2 separate regions of the Homo sapiens genome follow, and region 1 is linked to region 2. A link is a loop called in an ENCODE intact Hi-C map of the cell type or tissue named here. Cell type or tissue: Caco-2. All regions are shown on one strand.

What was found. A loop is a pair of places that touch in the nucleus more often than their neighbours do. Peaks named below come from ENCODE experiments on the same cell type or tissue, not always from the same donor. Only the 100,000 strongest peaks of a DNase experiment are listed, where the experiment ranks them.
Region 1: it touches region 2 in a loop (2.4-fold over the local background); 1 of 110 quality-filtered maps calls a loop at or near these places.

The regions. Positions count from the first base shown.
Region 1 is chr20:17,441,015-17,445,014 of GRCh38, reverse strand. The region is part of intron 8 of PCSK2 (proprotein convertase subtilisin/kexin type 2); the gene reads right to left. Among named protein-coding and RNA genes, the nearest start is that of BFSP1, 88 kb to the left of the region's middle. In Caco-2, a CTCF peak has its summit at 2,225; a DNase peak (open chromatin) is centred at 674.
Region 2 is chr20:17,608,964-17,612,963 of GRCh38, reverse strand. It overlaps DSTN (destrin, actin depolymerizing factor), which reads right to left. Exons shown (of 4, transcript NM_006870.4): 4 at 3,045-4,000. Among named protein-coding and RNA genes, the nearest start is that of DSTN, 41 kb to the right of the region's middle. RefSeq lists an enhancer at 499-1,222. In Caco-2, CTCF peaks have their summits at 1,196 and 1,402; DNase peaks (open chromatin) are centred at 1,133, 1,423, 1,833, 2,223 and 2 weaker places.

The DNA of each region.
Region 1 (4,000 bases), 170 kb after region 2:
TTTAGAATTCCCTGTGCCTGGGAGTTTCCAAATGTCAGCATATGCATCTTTTTGTCTAAGGGCTTCCTCCCAAGAGGCTGAAAGGCTGCTCTGTGCATCTGTCCTCAGGCTGAAAGCACTGGGGCATTTACAAGGTTTTGGGAACAAACCTCATCAATGGGTTTTATTCCAGCTCCTTTCCCACAGGGTGGGATACCTTTGGGGTGTGTTCTCAAGTTTTGGTGTGGTTTTCTGAAGTTTCCCAGTGGCATTAAGCTCCAGTTGCTGACAGCGATGACTGGCAGGATAACATACCCTTAACTGGCCCTGTCTCTTTCCTGCCACACCTCCCATTCATCACTGGTATTCTCTTCACCTTCCCAATAAACTACTTGATCCCAAATCTTGCCTCAGGATCTGCTTCTAGGAGATCTAAAACTAAGACAGAAGTCAATTATTGAACCCTCTGGTAATTCAGGGGCCTCTGACTGTCACCCTCTTCCCATATACAACGTGAAAAATGCTGTAACTGTAAACCCAACACATAGACTACTAAGCAAAAGAAAAAAAGGATTTCCTTCTTGCCCACTCCTCACTGCTTCTCTCAAGTATTTACTAAGCAAATGTAGGAGGTGCAAACTTCAAATCCCTAAGGAGTCAGGTAGGTGATGTTTGTGTGAAGCAGCCATCAGACAACTGGGAATGGTGGGATCTATGGCAAACAGTGCATGCCCCGATAAAAGTCTCTTATCCATCTCCTCTTTGTTCTCTTCCTTTTAATCATTACCATGTTGGTCAAACAAAACATATGTACAGGATGATAAAATTGAAAGACAAACGTAAGAAGTGCCTTGTGTAACAGGTAATTCTCTGACTCCTTTGTTTGTGTGAAGATTGCCTTTCAGAAGTGGATTTTTCCTTAGAGTAGACCAGGCAGTGGAAGTCACTAGGAGAAAACCTTCGCTAATGCACAATGAACCCTCACTTCCAAAATGCTACAATGTTGTCCAAAAAATGTCACCTTGAAACAAGGAAAGATTTATTCCCACTGCTTGGGGAAATTTATTCCCATTGCTTGGGGAAATTTATTCCCATTTCTTGGGGAAAAGTCAAATGTGAAATAATGTATTTTTCATCATACTCACTCCACTTTCTAAAAGATGTACTTGCTGTCATCTGAAGATCAGTCATAACAATTTTTCTCTTAAGCTTCAGCGGGCTCGGCATGCTTTGCAGGACAATCACACTTGAAAGGGCCTTTTCACCTGCAGCCAGGGAGGCTACAGATGGAGGAGAGAGAAATATCCTGCTTCGAGAGGCAGTGGAGAAGTGCAGAAGTCCGTGGAAAATGACAGGGGCACCCAGGGATGTGGAGCGCTGCCACCATCTGCACTGTCAGTCTGGACAGAGGGCACACATCTCCTACCTTCCCGACTCTCTTTTGGCCTCAGGTGTCAAAAAAAGTGCCTCTCAGTGAAAATCCATGTCTGCTGAGGAAAGGGGGAATCTGCCAACTGTTCCCCTGGGCACCTGCTGTCACCTGGTCTGGGGCTTGGATGTGTAACAATTTCTCTCCAGTCACACAATGAATAATGCAATAAGGAAACAGGCTGTCTGTGCATCAAAAATTTCATCCTAAATGCTTCTTAAGGAGACCAGGCATTGAAACAGGGTAGGGACGTCACTTTCCTGCCACCCGATCCTGTTGGCAGACATTCTCTGTAAACCGCATTGTGTCACTCAAATGTCAGGCTCCTGTTGCTGTTTCAGATGGGTTGAATTTCAACAGCAGACTGGCATAACCTTGTAATAAAGCGTCTTCACTATTTCCTGAACAGTGTAGCAATGGACATTTAGCTGCTGTCACCATGATGTTCACTTCGAGGACTCTGTTTCCCATCTCATAATTGTGTTTTTGGGATCCTTGTATTTAATGTAAAAGTGGTGAATTCCTTAAAGTGTGAGATCTTTCCTTGACTTAGAAAAGTTGTCCTCCACAGTCTTGGGGTAACTTAGGACTCTGGTTGGGAAACTTGTCATTTTGGGGAAACAAAACCTTGGGGTTTCAGGTGTTTTTCCTCCAGCTTTTCCACTTCGCAAAGGGAACTTCCAGACTCATGAAGGCAAGGGTGGCTGTTACTTGCAGGGAGAACACATAGGTATGTAAGTGCTATAATTTAAGGGAAGTCAGAAGAGTCCTCTAACGAGAGGTGTGCTATTCAATGTTTAACAACCAGCTCCCTGAAGGGGGCGTAAAAGGGCTTTATTTTTAGTGTTCGTCAATTTCCATGTTGAATTTCAAGCTCCCAGTGTGACGTTATTGGGAGCATTTCAGCACAGCACTCTCCCTAACTTGGAAACATGTTTCTCTCCTAGGACTGCATCGTGAGCATTTTCACACGCTCATTCCTTCGAGGAAGCTACATCAGAGAAGGGAGGGAGGGAGACTTCTCAAGGTCCTGAACTAGAAGAAAAAAGTCGTAATTGGATCAACTATTGACCATCTTGGCTGTAAAGCAGAGGGCCAGGTGACATCAAGGTGACCTTGAACAGTGAGCAGGTCATTCCCGCACTGCCAAACCTCCTTTTTGATGATCCATTCTAAGACTGGAAGGTGCATTAGTTTGCCAGGGCTGCTACAGAAGGACCACAACCAAAGGACCAAAGTAACAACCAAAGGACCACAAACTGAGTGGCTTAAACAACAGAAATTTCTTGCCTAGAAATCCTGGAGACGGAAGTGTCAGCCAACCCTGCTGACACTTCCGTCTCCAGAACTTCTAGGAATAGAATCCATCTCTAGAAGTTCTGGAGACATAATAGATTCAATTCCATTCCTAGAAGTTCTGGAGAAGGAATCTATCCCATTCCTTTCCCAGCTCCCGGTGGGCTGTTGGCCATCTCTGGCTCTCCTGGGCTTGTAGATGCATCCCCAGCCCCTCTGCCTTCATCTTCACATGCTGTTCTCCCTGTATGCCTATCTGTGCCCAGATGTTCCTGTTCTTTTTTTTTTTTTTTGTCTTTTAAATAAGGACACCAATCATATTGGATTAGGGGCCCATCCTACTCCAATATGACATCATCTTAATTAATTATATCTGCAATGACCCTATTTCCAAATAAGGTCACATTATGAGGTATTGGGGATTAGGACCCCAACATATGAATATTTGGGGACACAATTGAACCCACAACAGAAGAGGTGCTGATGCCGTTTGGCTGTGCCCCCACCCAAATCTCATCTTGAATTTCCACATGTTGTGGGAAGGACCCAGTGGGAGGTAACTGAATCATGGGGGCGAGTCTTCCCCATGCTGTTCTCTTGATAGTGAATAAGTCTTATGAGATCTCATGAGATCTCATGGTTTTAAAAAGGGGAGTTTCCCTACAGAAGCTCTCTTCTCTTGTCTGCCACCAGGTAAGACATGCCTTTCACCTTCCACCATGATTGTGAGGTCTCCCCAGCTATGTGGAACTGTAAGTCCAATAAACCTCTTTCTTTTGTAAATTGCCCAGCCTTAGGTATGTCTTTACCAACAGCATGAAAACAGATTAATACAGGGGCATACAGTCTTATATTTCTGTTCAGACCTTTGAAAGAATTCAACAGCTCAGAAAAAATTACTCCATCAGATGCCTAAGAAGACTGTGAATATAGACAACTACCCTTTGATGTCCTCAGAGGAGAAAGAAAGGGGTTTTATTAGAAACCATCTGACTGGCCTCTGACCCTGCAAGTTCCAAACCTTCCCAACAGAACCACACTTCTTGGTTTTGGAGGCTCATCTTGGGGTGTTTCCCCTAATTTTGAGCCAAAATTTCCCTGAAAGCATCAAGGGCAGGTGGCAGCTGGAGCAGAGGCTGACAGATTGTAACAAGCAAGGGTGCCAATGGGGTGGTGTCCAAGTGGAAACACCTCTAAGCATAAGCCTCAAGGAAGGGGAAGGGTGAGTTGGAGAGCCGGAGCCACGAAACCGGGGAGAAGCAAACAGGGTGAGTGTGGCCTAGCCCCGTGACCGCA
Region 2 (4,000 bases):
GAGAGGGTCTGCTTGGCCGAACTTGGCTGGGGGACAACTGGGCTCTTGGATGGCAGGTCCTCCAGGACGACATTGTGAGAAGGGTTCTGTCAGGGACAGTGGCAGCAAGAACCGGGGTCTCCACAGGCCTATGAGCTTGGCAGGTGGCCTGCTCTGGGATCTCTGTCGTGCATGGCCCCTTCAGGTGGTGGCAGTGACTCGGATGGTTTTCACAACCTCAAGACCAAGGGAAGCCCCGCGGTGTGCGTCTGTGTGCCTCCCTTCCTCAGCCCCCCACACGGCCTCTGCCTGCAGCCTTGAACTGCTTAGCCTCAAACTGCTCGGCCCAGACCTTATGTCAGTTCTCAGGAAGTGCCTGTGGGCCACCCAGCTATGGTATGTGGCACTGTGCGTCATGGCTGTTCTGGGTGCTGGGAGTCCTAGGAAGGCCCCTGGAGAAGTGGGCTTAAGCTGAGCTCCCAGGAAGAGCAGATGTGTGTGAGGTGAGGGAGGCTGGCACTCAGGCAGCAGCAGCGTAGAGGCGTGGAGGGCGGGGTGAGGCACGGCCTGTTGTGGAGCCAGGTTACCAAGACTGGGGGGCCCTGGACTGGGGAGGCAGTACAGCCACTGAGGTTTCTGAGCAGGGAGAGCCAAGCCTGCCTGTTTTAGAATTCTCTAGAGGAGGCTGAAGCAGAAAGGGATCCCACGGTCTTGGGACATTGACATCCTGGCTTCTGGCTGGGAGACTGAGTAGCAGGAAGTGCCCACAAGGACACCTGATGGCTGCCCGTTTCCCGCCCTGTGCCTGGCGCTCAGCGAGCCCTCGGTCCTCCCGGTGAGGTGCATCCTGCCCCATGGAAGTGAAGGTACCTCCCCGGGCTAAAGGCTGGGCAGGTTCAAACCCATCTCTCTGACACGTGGCTAGGCCCCGCAGCCTGGGAGGTCAGTGCTTGTGGGGCAGGGCTGGGCTCTGCAATGTGGGGAGCCTGGGGAAGAACACCCTGGGCTGAGCGCCCCGCAACAGCCACTGGGCCCCCTGCATCCGCGCCCCATGCATCTGGTACAGGGGGCTGAGTGGGAGCACAGGTTCTGGGTGAGGGAGGCCGCCTGCAGGAGGCAGAACTCTGCACGTGGGTGGCTGTAGGTCAGGTCAGTGGTGTGGGCCCCGGTGAGTGTGGGGAACGGACAGACCTGTGCCAGGGCTGCCACCGAATCGCCCCCTCGACCTGCCACACTGCGAGACTGAGCGCTCCATGCTGGGCTGATCCCCTCTGAAGGCACAGGAATGGGGCAGGGGTACCCATTTTGAGCAGCGGAAAGGGGAGACCTTGGGGAAAGAGACAAGGGATGCTGGGGTGCCACGCTGCCGCCTCTGGGTTGTGAGGGGCAGTGGCCTCCTCCTGGACTCTGGCTAAAAGCCTGCTCCTTCAGGCCACCTGCTGGGAGCCCCAGGTCTGTGCATGCAGAAGGGAGGAAGCCGAAGGCAGGTAGCACAGGGTGTAGGACTCCTGTGCGGCTGGCCTGGGAGTTCAGGAAAATGCCACTTGGGAGCTTTTCTCCTGCAGCTCGTTCTAAGGGCCCATCATCTGTTGTCCCCGCCTGCCCCAGCAGGGCCAGAGCAGTCCTCAGGCCCGGCAGTGGTACCTCCCAGGTGGGCAGAGGGAGCCTGAGTCTGCCAGGCCACCGGCTGGGCCCTGCCTCAGGTGGGCCGGGCCTCCTCAACTGTCCCAGGCCAGGTTCCATGTCAGGCTCCAGGGAAGCCAGCTGAGGCGCAGCCCTCGCAAACTTCCTGCGGAAGGGGCTAGCAGCACCCCCCCAGCCCCACAGCATTCCCCAGCGTGGCACAGGTCACTGGCCTGGCCATTCGCAGCCCTGTCCTGCAGCTGTAGCCGAGCTCAGGCAGCACCAGAGGACTGGCTTGTGCTGTTCTTGGAATGAAGTTCACCGTGGAGGCAGGACTCACCCAGCTGCTGCCCGACAGAGGAACCACTGCTCCTCCCTGGCCCAGCTTCACAAAGCCAGACCCTGGGTTTGGGCCGCTGGGTGAAGATGGATCAGAGCCCACAGAGTAGATGTGAAGTTCCAGGTTAACATGGCCCATAGACAGCACAACAAGACCTGAAGCCCCTCACAGACAGCTGCGCCCTGACCAGCTTCCTCAGGTGTCTCCATGTGATATTCTGGAACACACAGGCACCACGATGCTGCGCCTGCAGGCCACACCTACGGAAGCGGTGCAGTGAAGGCAGGAAGCCAGCGAGGCCTGAGGGACAGGTGCGGGGAAAGCGAGGTTTTGTTCTAGAAGCCACTCCACGCCCTCCACAGATGCCATCACTACACTTCCTTCAGGGCTGGGTCTGATGAGAGCTCAGAGTGCAAAAGAAATGCTTTCCTTCTTGGCCCTTTCAAATCTCACCCCAGCACTGAACAAGGTCTAACCTTTGAATTTCAGATGTTAGAAATGTGGAAAGATGATCCAATTATAATAAGAGGAATGAAGTGAATTCTCCTGAGGTGGTGGAAATAGCTCAGGAACAGAAACCAAGAGATCTGAGTTTTTGTCCCAGTTCTGCCACTTGTGAGTCGATTAACCTTAGGCAAGTTAATTCACCTCTGGGCTGGTTACTGAGGGTACTGGCCAGAGGCTCCATAAGTCCCTTCCCCAGTGCCCTTTTGGGACTGTGCAGAACCCAGAGAGCCCTCAGTAACAAAACGGTACTCAAGCCTGCCTTCCACTGAAACCCTGGCTCCTGGAATACTCCCCTCACCAGCCATAATGCCATTACTGTCCCTTCCAGCTGCAGTCCAGCTGGAACCCAGTCTAGAGCCCGTTCTCAATTTCAGAAATGCCCCAAATCACGAAGAAGTGATGCGTGTTGGGCATATTCAGTCTCTGGTGGTCCGAAGGGCAATTATAGTCAAGAAACAAGTTGCACTTGCTGTGCCTGCGGCAGCCGGTACTCTGCAGAAAGGAAACCACCAAACCAAACCTATTATCCAAGTCACTGTGTCCACTGTTTTTGCAGAGTAATATTATCTGAGATAACTTCACAGTCAAGCTCTGATTGAATTGTTAGCAATGGCTTTATTTGCTGCTTTGTCAGGGCAAGAGAGTAACCGCTAGATGAGACTAAGTCAGCTTTCCACAAACATATTTTTGCAGTGTGTTAGCATTTGTGAAGAGGTAAACGTATTTTCTGGAAACAGAGTATACTTGCAGTTTTGTTCCTGACCAACAGTAGACCAATCAGCTGAGGTCTGAACCCTAATTATGTACCAGAATCGCCTTGAGTGCTTGTTAGCACAATTCTTGGGCCTCAGGAATCCACTGAGACTTTCTCAAAAGTTCCCCTAGAGACTAACTACTAGCATTTTATTCAATTTCTGGAGTGAGTTCTGGATGCTTACATCACATCCCTTTGTACTGTTTGAAATCCTTCCCACAGAAGACACCTCACACACGCACAACAGTGCCACACTTAAGCCAACACCACAGGAAAAATCTCCTTCTAAAACTCCTTGACCAAATATCTTGCTTTACCTACATGGCTGACTTTTGAGTACGGCAGTCTTGGGCTTATGGCACTTCCCTGGAGGCCTGTTAATCACAATCACTAGCAGGACACAGTGGCTCACACCTGTAATCACAGCACTTTAGGAGGCCAAGGCAGGAGGCTTGCTGGAGCCCAAGAGTTCAAGGATGCAGTGAGTTATGATTGCACCACTGCACTCTAGCCTGGGGGAAAGAGTGAGACCCTGTCTCAAAAAACAAAACCCACACTAAAAGCATTGCTACAAAGTAAAGAAACAAGCAATTCAGGATGAATGACAAGCAGCCAGCACTATTTTCTAGACAATTCCAAAATATTTTGATTAAAGCATAATCTTGTCTCACAAACACCTGGCATGTGGATCAACATTAAAATGTTCCCCACCCTAGACTGCACTTAAACCTAGTGGCATAGCCTACTACACACCTAGGCTGTATGGTAGAGCCTATTACTCCTAGACCACAAACCTG